Regions from separate parts of the Homo sapiens genome. Here region 2 is linked to region 1. Evidence: chromatin loops called from intact Hi-C (ENCODE). Cell type or tissue: endothelial cell of umbilical vein. All regions are shown on one strand.

The links. Hi-C counts contacts between places; a loop is a spot of excess contacts. Peaks named below come from ENCODE experiments on the same cell type or tissue, not always from the same donor. Only the 100,000 strongest peaks of a DNase experiment are listed, where the experiment ranks them.
Region 2: it touches region 1 in a loop (5-fold over the local background); 63 of 110 quality-filtered maps call a loop at or near these places.

Annotation. Positions count from the first base shown.
Region 1 is chr1:198,084,180-198,092,179 of GRCh38, reverse strand. No RefSeq gene overlaps it. Among named protein-coding and RNA genes, the nearest start is that of NEK7, 69 kb to the left of the region's middle. In endothelial cell of umbilical vein, CTCF peaks have their summits at 3,449 and 3,649 (motif pointing left); DNase peaks (open chromatin) are centred at 3,329, 3,619, 5,909 and 6,309; H3K27ac peaks cover 356 bases.
Region 2 is chr1:198,355,079-198,363,078 of GRCh38, reverse strand. No RefSeq gene overlaps it. Among named protein-coding and RNA genes, the nearest start is that of ATP6V1G3, 180 kb to the left of the region's middle. In endothelial cell of umbilical vein, a CTCF peak has its summit at 3,841 (motif pointing right); no DNase peak of the experiment used is centred here.

The DNA of each region.
Region 1 (8,000 bases):
GCCCTGGATTTTAGTTTGAGATACATAGTTTTATCAAACTAAGAAAATATCAATCAATTCTTATTTTACTAGGGTTCTATATTAATCAAGAATGACCACTGGCCTTTATCAAAGAAGTTTCAATATTTATATATATTTTTTAAATTCTAACCTGCTCCTATAGCATATACACTAATAAATTTCCTAATATGGTAGAACAGAGATGCACCATTCATATCTCCCTTCAAGAAAAACCTTGCTGCCCAGCTGCAAGAAGGGCTGTCACAACAGAGCTGCCAGCTACCAATTCCTTCAAGGTGTGCATAGGTTAAGTAGAGTTACCTCTCCCACGGAGGAGGGTCCCACAGAGCTGGTGACTGAACAAGGACAGAGCATAAGCTTCTTGATGGATCTACTGAAATTTGGTAAAGCCTGCTTTGGGTTCTTCCTTTACTCAATCCTACTTCTTCCTCCTTCCTTTCATTGATATTGACCCCTGATAAATATCTTGCACCCTCAAGCTCAATCTTAGCATATGCTGCCAGAAAACACAACTACAGTGAGGGAGCCACTGAAGGGCTGACTCTGGTTCTCACTATGGCCTCCTCTGTTATTTTGCCTCTGGCTTCCTCTCAGGCTCACCCCTTTGCTCACTCAACTCCAGTCAGGCTGGCTTCCTTGCCATTCTACAAAGTGTCATGAATGCTTCTGGCCTAAGGACCATGGCAGTCACCATTCCCTCTGTCCAGAACATTCTTACTCAGATATTCCCAGGGCTCATGCCCTCACTTCATTCAGGCCACTGCTCGACTGTCTCCTCTTCGGAGGGGTCTTCTTGACCACTGAATTTCAAGCAGCTCACCCCCACACCTCTCCACCTTATCCCAGCTCACCTTTCTCAATTTTTTTTATCCTGCTTACTTTTCTTTTCAGCTTATCTCAACCTAACACGCGCATATTTGTTTATTCATTTATTGTGTCTCTCTCCAACTTCAGTGAAAGCAGGGCTTTGTTTTATTCACTAGAACAGTCTCTGGAACAGCATGAGTGCTCAATATATACTGTTGGAGTTACAGGCAATAACCTAAAAATAAACTTATACTACAGAAAAGATAAAATCTTATACAAATGTCTATAAAAGTTGAATGTAAAATGTGTTGGAAAGAACATTATTTTGCCCTTGATATATAGTATCCATTTGGACTCATTTTCTTCATATTTCTTAGAGACTAATTTTCAGGGGCTCCTGCAATTTTGGCATTAAATTTTTCTACTGCCATCCTTTTTCCCCAACTCTATCAACGAGGTAATGAACTGCAAATCATTAAAATATGGTTGACAAGACTTAATAATTAAAAGTATTCTCTTGTAAATTGCAGAGTTATGTCTTTTTAAATTAATTTTATTTGAATAAGTAATATATAATTACATTCTTCTTGGGAAAAAATTAATATTACTGATAAAGCTAAAGTCTACTTTGACTTATACCACCATGCCTGTTTCCCTCCTTCTCACCTCCCTTCTCACTCCAGCAGTAATCTTCATTAGCAATATTCATCCAGATGTTTTCCTATGCATTACTTGCATTTAAAGTTAAATGATACATATTTATGTGTATTGATAAATTTCATAAGTGTATTAGCTCATTTGCTCCTTATAACAGCCATGTGCAGTAGGCATTATTTATTAAGTAATAATAAAATATACATCTCATATGGTTACTTTAATGATTAAAAGAGCACATGTCAATGAAAACACTTAGCAGTGTGCTTAGCACAATATAAGTACTTTTAAGTGAGAGCAATAATTATTCTATATTATATATCCCTAAATATGAAGACACTCCTAATCACTGAGGTGGTAGAATTTTGTGGGACTTCTAACATCTATATTGAATCCCTGAGATGAGTTATTTAATATTCAAAGATATCATTATTATATCAGCATAATTCTTACACTTTTAGTAGTTCTACTATTTGTGGTTTATAGTTTTTACCTAAAAATACAATAATCTGATCTTGCTAAAGTCAAAGAGAGTTTTTTGTTTCAATGCGAGAGATCCTTATTAAATACAGTGAAATGTGGCTAAAATTTTATAAATAGAGACATTCATCAGGGTTATTTATTGGAAACAACTAAATATCTAATAATAAAACTGTAGAATGAATTGTGATTCATCTATCTCATAAAGTATCTTGTAACCTTTAAAATGATATTTATGAAGACTTCTAATGACAAGAGAAAAGGTTAAATAAATATGTTGTTTAAAAAACAGTAGATAGTGCTTTTGTGCTTAAAAGGAGAGCATTAAAATATATTTCATTTGTAGAATGGAAAGATTATGGAGACAACACAGCATTGTTATTTGGGAAAAAGAAATTATCAAAATTTGAAATATGTATATAGCATGATTTAATTTTTGTAATAAAATTGTGTGGAATAAAGGCTAGAATAAAATAACTCAACATGTCAATAGTGTTTCTCACTGAGTAAAGAGATTATAGATGATTTTAAATTTCACTACTATACATTCATCTTTATAATCAGAAATAAATACTATTTTAAGGTATTTCTATTAGTTTTCTAGAGATACCTAATTCAACCATACCTAATGAAATTTGAATCTTCTGACGTTTATATTAATGGAACTCATATTAAGAAAGTATGCTTAGTAAGGCAATAGCCAACTTGTTAAATATAAATTCACACTTGGTAAGAGGTTTAACCTCTTATAATGATGTTTATAAATTATATAATTAGAATCATTTAATATCCACTGTATACTTGAAACAATTTTTAAAAACAGCCTTGTGACCAATTATATTAACTTCATGTTTATATTAATTCTTAATTTTTAAAATAAAAGTCTATAGTTTCATTCCAAGTATCCTCTATAAAATAAAATATATGTACTGATAGATTGAAGAGAACTAAGAAGATAAATCATTTGCTATTAACAAAATTCTAATGCTTGAATCTCTTTTTGATAAAGTATAATTAACTGAATATAATTGTAACAGCCTGTGTCAGTGCACCCCTCTGTGAGTTAGTTCCTCAGGTAATTAATTTGTAGAGCATTTCCTTTGAGAGCTATTTCCCCTCCTACAATTCCTAGACTTTTTCCTTCTACAGAATGGTCAAGATAAACTACTCCTACTCCTTCAGAAGCACTTATGATTCAAGATTACAGAGGAATGTACTTAGAAAAATGTGCAGTGGAAAAAAGTACTTATATGCATACACACAGACTATGGTTACTGAAAAGTTCACTGAGAAAATATGGTGCTTATCAAGCTTACATACCCTCTCAGATGGCTGCCAGGTCAGGCCACTCAGTTCTCTTTTGCCTGGTTCCCCTCTGAAGTCTTGCCCCTGCGTGATGCTTCCAAGCCTCTACACTGCCAGAAATTCAGCCTAGAGAACCATGTTCAAACCATTTATTCAAACATGCTGACTGCCTCAGCATTTGGGCATGTTGTTAATCGCATCCCCTAAAGTTTATTCTCCACCACGTACAACACAGTGAAAAGCCACTAAAAGAAAAAGAGAGAGAGAACCTCTCCAGTCCTCCTGCTAGGACTGCTAAGTTTTTCAGTGCCTTTTCCTACACCATCACTTCTCAGAAAAAAATTCTCTCCACTCTGAAAGTTGGGGCAAGTTTCAAAACCTGGGTAGGTCTCCCCCTAGTGACAAAGTCAATTCATTTCTTCCAAAACACTTCTGTTTTCATATTTGATTATTTCCTAAAATGCAGGAGATAAATATTTTCCAGATTATGAAGCTTAGATTAAAATCAAAAGTGCTATGGAATTCATATGGACATTATTAATGAAAGTCCCGATTACACAGGAAATTAATACCACAATTTCAGCACTAAGGCATAAGTCATTAAAAACTCCAAAAATAGCCCTAAGGAGTTCTGGATTATTAGTGGCTTGGTATGTGGATGAAATCATAACTTAGTAGTAGAAAAATTGTGAAATTAATTCTCCCAACACCATTGATAGGTAGATATTATTCAGTATGTATTTTACTATGTATTATTTATTTATGAGAGTTAAAGAAACAAAGGCTCAGAGAGGCTAGTACAAAGGTGAGCCAGGGATTTGAATTTTGCCTATTGGATTTCCAAGACTTTGAACTCTGCACTGTCCTGTGTTAACCTAACCTTCCATGCCTCCCTACTCTCTGGCCTCCTGTTGTACTGATTCCAGCTGGAAAGTGACCCAGACCACATGCTTTTGGGCATTTTGTTCTAATAATTCCTGTTTACCCTTCAAGTTTATCTTAGTTGTTGCTTCCTCAAGGCAGCCTTCTCTTAACTCCTACGTTCCTATTTTATATAGCACCATGTACTATCTACTATTCCTATCACATTTCTAATCAAATAAAAAGATATATGATTGATAGGGTTTGGCTCTGTGTCCCCACCCAAATCTCATCTTGAATTGTAATCCCCATAATCCTCATGTGTTGAGGGAGGGATCTGGTGGGAAGTGATTGGATCATGGAGGTGGTTTCTCACATGCTGTCCTCTTGGTAGTGAGTGAGTTCTCACGAGATCTAATGGTTTTATAAGTGTTTGGCAGTTTCTTTTTCACTCTTTCTCTTTCCAGCCACCTTATGAAGAAGGTACTTGCTTCTTGTTTGCCTTCTGCCATGATTGTAAGTTTCCTGAGTTCTCTCCAGCCATGCAAAACTGTGAGTCAATTAAACTTCTTTCTTTCATAAATTACTGTCTTGGGTAGTATCTTTATAGCAGTGTGAGAACAGACTAATACAATGATTGAGTGTTGTCTACCTCTACCACCATGTCCTACATACCCCCAATTAAAGTTTCATGAAGGGAAGCACCTTGCACAGTGTAGGTGATCCATAAATATGTGTTAAATGAATGAATAAGTGAATGAATGAATGGATGAGCTAATGTCGCTCAAGCAAGTTGTGTTTCTGGTACCACTTTTTCTGTCACTTTTGCTTAGCCTCAAATTCTGATACCCATATTTCTTATACTGATCTGATGACTTTACTCTGATACAGATTTTTTACTACACCCTTGCTCTAATGTTGGCATTTTGGGACCTGGATTGTATCCTGAATATCATACAGGTAGTTCTTTCATCCTAAATGGAAGAAAATAAACTCTTGCACATATCACGGTAAGTGCCATTAAACTCATGAGAGAAAAAAGGATTAGAGGGTCCCCATCTATATGGTTGCTCCCTAAATTCAACTCTCCCCAAAGAGACAATAAAAATATATTTACTTTATAGCCCAACACGTTTTGAGAAATTGATCTGCTCTGCAGATGAAAAGAAAAGCAGTTAGAGGGAAGATAACTCACATAAAATGTTCAAAGTACAGCTCTCTTAATGGATTAATATCTGATAGGTTATTTGACATTAGTAAAAGATCCAAGGCCAGGTAAAATTTTTTACTTGGAGGTAATATCATACCCACTTCCTTATATGGAGAAGAAGCCACAAAATCTTCAATTTTCTTTTAGAACTATTTTATTTTATAAATATTTAAAAGCTGTGAAAACAATAGTAGGTATTAAACATAACATATAGTGGCTACTTTTAATAGTACTAATAATCCTAATAGTACTAATAGTACTACTGCTACTAATAATAACCCTAATAATACTAATAATACATGTATTATTTGAGAAACAAAAGATTTCATCATTTTCACCTGACTCAAAATATCTTGCAAATCTATCCTTACCTTATGCATTTTACTAACTATAGGCTGTGATTTGCAACAATGCTTAGAATAAGCTGTTTTATTAGTTCAGTGACCCAGTAAGAGTATATATATAAAGCACATACATGAGAATATTTATGGCAGTGATTAATTACAGAGAATGGCAGCTTGGAAGCATGTAAATGAAAAGGTAAATAACATATTCCATTATTAACATTCCTCTGTGAAGTGGGATGTACGGAGAGAGCAGAACAATGGAGTGGAGGGAAGTTGGGTCAGACAAGTGATAAATCAGTTGTGGAAAAATAGGGAAGGAATTATAAGCATTAAGCTACCCTTCTAACACAATGAATGCAGAATAATAATACCATATTTGTAATTATAATGATGTCCTTATAAATTACAGATCAATTCAGAAAGCAGCATGTTTATTTTTTAAATAAACGTAGACAATATATCCACAACAATAATAAAAGGGTGCATATTAAGCCCCAATGGAATCTTAAATTCTGAAGTACAGCTCTCTATTTATATTAATATAAGGCAAAAAGTATTCCTACATTTTCTGTAAGACAAAGGATCATTGTGCTGAATTTCCTTAACTAGCATGTAATAATTCACTTGCTTCTTTATCTCGGAATGTCAGCTAGAAAGCCCAATAACACTATACTGAGTAAAACAACCAAGAGCTGGAGAAACACCTCAGACTTCTTGTGAATGGAACATGTAATGTGATGATTTCACCCATAGCCTTACCATTTTCAGGTTATCTTTTCTCTTCCCTGCTAGATTCTAAGCTCCTTAAAAACTGGATCTTATTCATATTTTTATTTTCTATAATACTGCTGACAATGCCATGTACATGGTAGACCTTTGGCAATTTTTCTTTTTCTTTTTGAGGTGGAGTCTCTCTCTGTTGCCCAGGCTGGAGTGCAGTGGCGCAATCTTGGATCACTGCAACCTCCACCTCCCAGGTTCAAGCAATTCTCTGCCTCAGCCTCCTGAGTAGCTGGGATTACAGGTGCCCACCACCACAGCCGGCTAATTTTTGTATTTTTAGTAGAGACGGGGTTTCACCGTCTTGTCCAGTCTGGTCTTGAACTCCTGACCTCGTGATCCACCTACCTAAGCCTCCGAAAGTACTGGGATTACAGACGTGAGCCACCGAGCCCGGCCGACAATTTTTTTTAATGCTTGCTTTTAGAGGTAGGCCTATTCTGTGCTTCAGGATAAAAGAGAGTTGGATGAATCATACTGGGGGAAAAATAGAAAAATCCAGTAACCTGGATGTCTGTCAGCATCACCCCTATAGTTTTAAAAATATACAGACTCCTTGGCACAATATCAGACGTTTGATTCAACATCTCTGGAATAAGACCTAGGAATCTCTACCTTTAATGTGTAGGTGATTTTAATGCACAGCTGGGAATGAGAACCATTGGTCTGATACCTAATTTTTTTTTCCTGGCCTGGTATGTCATAAATTAATGTAATAACACCTTCTTGCTTTATATTTCTCAAAGTGTACATATATTTTATATAAATATATGTAATATCTAATTTGAGCAATATATGATCAACAAATTATATGCAACAAGTATGTGTCCAACAAACTGTTACATTGGTAGAAAATTGACCTGGGCAGCTCCCTTCACAGTCAATTCATTTCCTCCTAAGCAGGGCCCTCACCCAGCACAGGTCCTCTTGCATATCATTCTGTCTGCCCATACCACTGACCTCTAATGAGGAAAAGAGAAAGCCATCCGCTGAGACCATAATTATGTGCAGAGGGTCAGTGTTTGAACCTTGGTCTCCATGAAACACCAAAGCAAAGAGCAGACTTTTCTTCTGCTCCAAACGCCCTCTAGTTAACTTTCTCACAAATGGCCAAAGAATGGGAAGAGATTCCCTCAAAACAGGCAAAAACACCTTTCAACTTTTCAGGCTAAAATGACAAGATCGGGCGTGTTCAGGGTGGTATGGCCGTAGACTAGAATGACTGAAGTTAAAATTTGCCAGACAATGGCCATTGTGTTCCCAAAGTCCTGTGGCCATTGTGTTCCCAAAGTCCTGCATATACACAGTTGGCAGTGCATAATATTGGCAATACTGTGTCTTTTTCAGTCATGCAAAATTATGCCACAATGAAGAAGGACTTGACAAAGAGGTCAAATTTAGCTCACCTGCCATGCAGTGCTGGAAAATCTCAGGCACTGACAGATTTTCTTCATGAGGCTGGGACAAGTCTGCCATGTATGATTGCTCAGGTTCTGTACTGCACAAGGGCACTGTATCTAATGGGACATCAGCTA
Region 2 (8,000 bases), 270 kb before region 1:
CATCAGATGTTCACTAACAGCTTAATCCCTTCCAACTAGGATAGAAGGGACAAAAAAAAAAAAAAAAAAAAAAAGTCTCCCCTGATAAACTTCCATAACCTAACAGTTTATGTGTGGCACTGATTCTATGTTTCTACTTTCATAAGGTATTTATTTTAAAATCAATAATAAAATAATATCTTTTACCAGTTAAACTGTCATCTTGTGAAGGAACATTTGACAATTGATTGTTTGATAAATGAAAACAAGCTAAATGTTGGTTAATTAAGTCACTGAGCCATGTGTTCGGTTTTTTACGGGCATCTAGTATGCAGTAGTAATGACATAGACATTGGGACCCAAGAATAAATGAGGCACGATCTCTGGACTCAAAGAGCCCAGTATCTAATGCAAGTGACATTAATGATGGTAAACATAAGAGTGAAAAACAGAGGTATAAACATGGTGGAAAAGTCAGGATAAGCTTCAATGAGGATGGAAGAGTTAAAATTAGGTCTTAAAGAATAAGGAGAAATTTGTCAATTGAAGAATAGGTGAGAATCACAGGAGCCAGTATTTGAAAAGATTCAGAGTAATGAAAAGGTTTGATATGGTAAGAAATTGTGGTAAAGGCTGACTAGTGAGAGGTAGAAAAAAAAACTAAAAGAAAAATAAGAAGAAAAAGAAGAAGTTGAAGCCTGTGTTGAAGGACTGTATATACCATGCTTCAGAGTCTGACATTTATTCCAAAGGCTATGACAACCCATCAAAAGTTTATAAGCTTGGGAAAAGGGGAGACAGTATAAGATATGTGTGTTGAAAAGAATTCCAGCACAGTGTCTGGCACTAATAGGCACTCAGTATGTATTTGATAATGAAAAATGAATATGAAGGTTGTACTGGAGAAAGACACACTGAAGAAAGAGAGGCTAGTTTTATAATTATTGAAATATGGATGAAAGAATAATGACAGCCTACAGATAGGAGCAGGGGAAATAAACAGAAAAAAAAACTGACCAAACACTCATTAAGGTGGTATAATTGACTTAACTAGTTTAGAGACTGGATGTTTAAGGAGAGAGGAAAGAGCCTAGAACTCCTGGATTTCATGTTTGTGTGATTTGACGGATGGGAGTTCCAATAATGGAGAGAAAAAGAAAACAAAAGGATCAGGTTTCTGTGGGAAAATTGTGTCTGCCACTTATACCTATTATAATGTATATGTATGGACAAAATCAACTTTAACATGGCTCCCCTTTAGGTTTCAAATTCCAGGAATGCCTTATTTATTGTTTTATATCCCATAGCATAATTATGGGTACAAACTAAGAGTTCAGTTTTTATTTAGAGAAGAAAGCAAGAAAGAAAGAAGAGAGAAGCAGAAAGCAGGAAGGAGAGAAGAGGGAGGAAGAGGGAGAAAAGGAAGGGAAGAAGGGCAGGAGGAGACAATCGTGACACAGTAGTAGAGGGTCTGGAGTTCAGCAGAGAAGTGCACAGGTCTGCATGTAGAATCACTGGCATAAAACCCATATTTGATTTGAAAATCATTGCATCAGTGGTGTTGCATAATTGCAGCTTTAACTTCTCTGTTCCAATATAGTTTTTTTTAAAAATCAACATATTGCTTCCTGGTTACAGGGTATTTTTTACATAAGCTTGTATCTATTGCTAGTAGAGCTGCATCAACATTGTTAATATTTCAGGTAGCATCTGTAATTGAAATAGTATCCTATGTTAATTTTAAAGAATCCCGAAATCATACTTGCAAACTAACCGGTCTTTATTTGAATTCCCATATGGAGTACTGGAACATCTTCAACAATACATTTTCACTGTCCCATCTCAAGTAATAAGGGACAAGTGTTCGGAAAACCACAGACAGTCTAATGGACACAGAAAGATGGATCCCTGAAACTAAAGTTTTCAGGACTTACAACAAAAGCATACATGCCGTATTCAAGCAACAACTATCAATTTGCCAATCTGATGTTAAAATATTGAGTTCATCTCTCATAATTTTGATATTGTCTCTACCAACTGTTTAGAATGAGGATTGAAATTAGCATAAAGGAAGAACAGGGAAAGGATGAATTGCACAGGGTGAATAAAAATCACTCTGTATATTTGAATATGTAGCATCAAATATTTTTTCACACTTAACTCAATTTTGTCTTTAGTATAGGCCTGACTTAATGTAAGATGATTGACAACCTCTCCCTATTTCATCTATTGTAATGTTCTTCAATTGCCTGAGCGCTTCTTAATCAAAAGAAGAGTTCCACACCACCCTTGGATATCAAAGGAGAAGGTTTCTATAGCTATTACTGAATCAAAGAGTTATTCTTTGAAGAACCTAAGGTGAAACATTGAAAAATCCTTCTGGGATACAGATGAAAAATACCACATGTGTGTTTCCCCCAAGTATCCAGTGCGATCCATCAAAAGACTAATAAAAACACAGGCCTACACTCACTTGATAAGTGTATTCATTTCTCCTATTCTTTTCTCACATTTTCTGTGTGGCTGCTGATCTACTAATCTTTCTCACGTGGAGTATAGCTGGACTAAATAAAAATGCCAGCCCTGATTAACGAGTCAGGTGAGAAAATGACCTCTGAAATGCTTTCATTTCAATAAACCTTTTATGCTAAGGAGCCAGGTCAGGGTGGGAGAGACATCATCATGGAAGAGCAAAAGATACATAACACATGAATAATGGTAAGATTTCCTGCATTAAGGCATGTGCTATCTATGGCCATAATGTTGCTGAGTGAAAGTTATTTAATTACTTTGTTCTGGAAACTCAAACCTTTCTGGTTCAAAAGAAGGCATTTATAAAGCCTACTGGGAATTAAGGTAATTAGCGCACATCTCATTATTCAAAAGCTCAATCCTGTGAGACTAAATAATTATAAAATTCAAGTCAGAAATGACTTGACTTTTTTATACTGTGGCTGGTGAATGGAGTCCCTTTTTATTTCTTTTTAAGATGGAAACCTACCCATTTGAAAACAGAAGTTGTTAACTTGCTCCTTGAATTTAACATCTGGTAACATTTTCATCTTTTGCAAACTAGTAAAATGTTGTAGTATTTTTGACAGTGGGAGTTCAGTGCCAGAAGAAATTTTATCAGTACAAAGAGACTACAAAATAGGTTTCTTACTGGGCCACAGGGTTTCTTAATCCTTATCTTACTGCATTAAAAAAGTGCTGCAGGGAAGGTGCTATTTGCCTATAATTTCTCTAGGAATTAATTTAGGGAGAACTTAATGGCAAAGAATGGGATACAACTATTCCCCTATACTGTGTTAATGCATAGAGAGAAATCTGCTGTTGTTTTAATGTTTTAGTTATGGAAAGGCTGTGAGTTTTGCTACTTCACTGGAATCACTTTTCCCTCGTAATCAACCAATTACATCTATCTTTTATCAGACTGCATTTATCACTTGTCAATTTAGTTTTTCAACAATCTTTTATGGCTGTGTGATATTCAAAGACAAACATGTTAAATATTACTAGCAAACTTTTAATATGTTCAAACTCGGGGACCATTGAACAGAGTCATCCCAGGGTGTTTGGCATGTACATTCTGAATGAGCAGAAACGTTTTAACAGAGGCAGCAGTGGTCACAGAGCAGTGCAGTGAAGACAGCACAGGCTGTGGACACAAGAATGCAGATTTATGTTCTGGTTCTGGTAATTATAAATTGTGGAGACCTCCTTAAATTTTGTAAACACTGAACGACCATTTTCTCATCTGTAAAACGGGGGCTGTAAGATATGAGAATTAAGATAATTTGTGAATTACAACTAGCACACTGCTTGGCACCTAACAGGGCTCAATAAACAGTCATGATTCTTGTTATTCCTGCAGGGGGCAGTGTATGAAGCTTAAATTGACAGAAAATATTTTGTAATTGCCTTATAAATTTTGAGCAGAAAGACAATAAAATGCATACACACACACACACGCACATGCACACACGATAGATGTATATATGACAAGGGCTATATAACATTAAAGTGAAACATTTGTTTGCTCAGAAGCCTCTGTATACAAATAAATTACTAAGCAAAGACTTAGAAGCACAAATTACTTTTCTGGATGACTAGGTGGATTATGCTCAATAAATGTTCTGATTAAAAATTTGTGGCTATATCTGATTTGCTTGTGGTATTATGGAAACAACTTACAGGTCAGAAAGAGAATTAACACCTTTTCAAAAGCAAAGCTAAATAAAAACCATTAAAAAAATCTTACGGAAAAATAATGTTGCTATCATCAAAGTGTTCTATGCAGTACTCACATGAAAGGAAAGCAAGGAATCTATCTGAATAGGTTTTATGTACAAAGAAAAAGATTTGTGTTTTATTGTTATTAATATAACATAATCACCCATGTTTTCTGAACACATACTATGTGCCTGACACATGCTAAGTGCTTTTTGTGTGTTGTCTTATTGAATTCTCAGAACTCCAGAAGAAAACAGAAGCTTAGAAAGGTTAATTATTTGCACAAAATCTCACAGCTATAAAGAGAAATAAAGAACCTGAATCTCAAATCAGATCTATCTGACTACAAAGCAGGCATCTCCTCAGTCTAAGATGTGTCTCTGAAATCAAAGCTTTTTTAAAGGCACTGTGAAATTGGAACAATCAGAAATCTACAAAAAACTGTTTTCTTGGAAAAAAGTATCTGGAATTTTCCCACAAAGTGGAAGACACAGTGTATACATCTCCACAATTCTATGTACCACAAGCAAAGATACATAAGTACATGGAAAATAGAAAAACTTGAAAATGTGCAGTTAAGTTTGTAAACACAATAGACAATGACTAGAGGAATGAAATACTCGTTTCAAGAATACATGTCACTGATGTGAAGAATGGGGATAGAAAAAAACTAAACTTACCTTCAGAATGTCATAACAACAACCATAATATGCTTGAAACTAAAGATTCATCAAAATCATAGATCTATAATGACAAATCTCTTAGTTGTTAACATCAGTGAGTGAAACTTCACCCACTGAAGTGAATAGGTGGTAAAGAAAGGTAATGCTATCACTGATCTTATAACCTAAGATAGCAAAGTCTTTGTATTTCAAGACTTGAACAGAAGGAATGGGATAAAAACATTCATTTTACGCTGGAAATTGAGGAGTCACTGCATTTCTCCTTTTTTTAAATCAGCAATCTTGTCTTACATAAGAAGGAACATAGTGGTCCCTTCTCTTCCCTAAGTATGTGTCATTCTGGGTAAGTTAATTTAACCTCAATAAGAGTTAAATGATTTGCACTGCATTTAGAATAACTCTCAGCCGAGTAGATTCGGTTTTTGATAAATAAATATTTCAGTTGCATTTTTTTTTTTTGAGACAGAGTCTCTCTCTGTCACCCAGGCTGGAGTGTAGTAGCATAATTTCAGCTCACCGCAACCTCTGCCTCCTGGATTCAAGCAGTTCTCCTGCCTCAGCCTCCTGAGTAGCTGGGATTACAGGCATGTGTCACCACGCCCCATTAATTTTTGTATTTTTAGTAGAGACAGGGTTTCACCGTGTTGGTCACGCTGGTCTCAAACTCCTGACCTCATGATCTGCCCGCCTCGGCCTCCCAAAGTGCTGGGATTATAGGCGTGAGCCACCGTGCCCAGCTTAGTTGCATATCTAAATAGAAATATTTGTATTACAGTTAATAACTAAAACTTATTTCCTTCTTACCGTGTGCCAACTGCTATAGTAAATATGTGGATTAACTTATTTAATCTTTTCAATAAAGTTCTGAAGTAGGTATCAGATAAGAAAACTGAGATTAGAGATATTAAATAACTTGCTCAAGGCCACGTGGCTGATAAACTGTGGAAGTGAGTATCAACCCAGCCCCCACTCTTAATTCGAAAACTGATAACCATTCTCCTAAAAACAGGAAGAAGAACTCATCATTAAAGAACTAAAGGCATTACTTAATAAGCTTCAAGTGAGTTCTTAAACAAGCCTATATTAAAATTAATCAATACAGAGAATACCTTATATTGTCTTTAACTTAAGAAGGATGTGTGTGCCTGTGAGTATGTATGTAATTTGTCAAAGGCCATTTATGTGAGTCCAAAATATATATTCAAACTCTTACACTTCCAGTATTGATTTACTTCACTATAAACAGACAAAAAGAAAATAGCCACATAAATTAACTTGACCTAATTACGTTAGCCTTGTTCCCTACAGGAACTTTCCGTCTTAATTATTAGCTTTATATCGGACTAAAGACGCCCCTTCTATCCTTGGTTATCCTCCAGCTACACATTTATAAATCCACAGATAATAGCTATCCTTTGTCGAAATCTGTCACGTTCCATGTGCTGTATGAGCCCAAGGTTTCCCAAACCATATTAAGGTAAAAATGTTCTGTGGGATGTAATTAGATAATCCAAGAAAAAACAAGTCTTTCCCAAACAAATAAAGTGATATGTTTAACTGTTAACTAGGTTTCGTTTTTTACTGCAGAATTTCCGGGAACTATTAATGTATTTGCCAGTGTGTATGCTGTGAACCTCCAAGAAGGGGGTTTAGTAAAGTAGCTTTCCCCACATTTATTTGACCATAGAGATTTCAGTTGTTGAGCACAGATTTACATCTCCTGGAGTCCAGTGATCTCCAGAACATACTTTAGTATATGGTACTTTTATATGATCTCTGTTTTACAGATTATAATTTTTAAATATAGGTAATGTTGTCCCCATTATGCAACTGAAACTAAAGCCAAAGTTATCAAGCAGCTCGGCTGAGGCGGCAATTATTATGAGCTGTGACAGGATTCAAATTCAGGTCTGGCTTGATACAAATTGTTCTGCTTTTCCACCTTACAGTGCTACATCCCCCACAAAGAAATGACTTGAAACACTCCCAAAGGCAGGTGCCTGCACACTCCCAAGCCTTCTTCCTCCTGCCAGCGGGAACCTGATATTTGGATGAGAAGGTGAACACCAATAACTGTACCTCTGGCTATCTTTTCTCCTTTTTCCTTATCCTCGGGGGGAAGATATGCCCCATAGATATGACGTCTGAATCTGAAATAATGGATTTTGGGGGAAAAAATTTTTTAATCCACCAGAACATGAGTACAAAAATATCTTTCAAAGACTGCAACCTGTCCTAGGAACATCCGATCATAGACTTAATTCACCTCTGGAGAAATGTGGACCCTTTGGCGTTACTGAATAATCACAGTCAGACGCTTCGCAATAGTGGGCAGATGCGAGGTGGTACAGGACGCCATCTAGTCTCATTTAGGAGTTCATGACCCATACTTCTACCTTTCACATTTGTATGGTTCCTGTCTGTATTAGTCCGTTCTCATGCTGCTAAAAAGAAATACCCAAGAATGGGTAATTAATAAAGAAAAGAGGTTTAATTTACTCACAGTTCTGCGTGCCTGGGGAGGCTTCATGAAACTTACAGTCATGGCGGAAGGCAAAGCAGAAGCAGCTACCTTCTTCACAAGGCAGCAGCGGGAATGCCAGACGGTTATAAAACCATCAGATCTCATGAGAACTCACTCACTATCACGAGAACAGCACGGAGGAAACCACCCCCATGATTCAATTGCCTCCACCTGGTTCCTCCCTCAACACCTGAAAATTATGGGGATTACAATTCAAGGTGAGATTTGAGTAGAGACACAAAGCCTAACCATATCACCATCCCTATGAATACAGCATTTCTTTCCTTATGATAAATAAAAGTAGCCCATCCCTTTTCTAACATGCTCGTAAATAGAATATTGCATATACAAGAATCACATACTTATCTTATTCACTGTAATATCACTCAAACTTTTATTTCTTTTTACAACTTTTATCCTTCCAGCTCCCATTATAATAGCTATAACTTTATTGAGCTTGTCTGTGTGCTGGGTACTTTACCTACTTTTCTAATCCTTACAACTCTGAAAGGTATGTAAAGAAAAATAATTTCTTAACTCCTATGAGTAAATTAGTTTAGGATTTAACTTAGTTGTGAAAA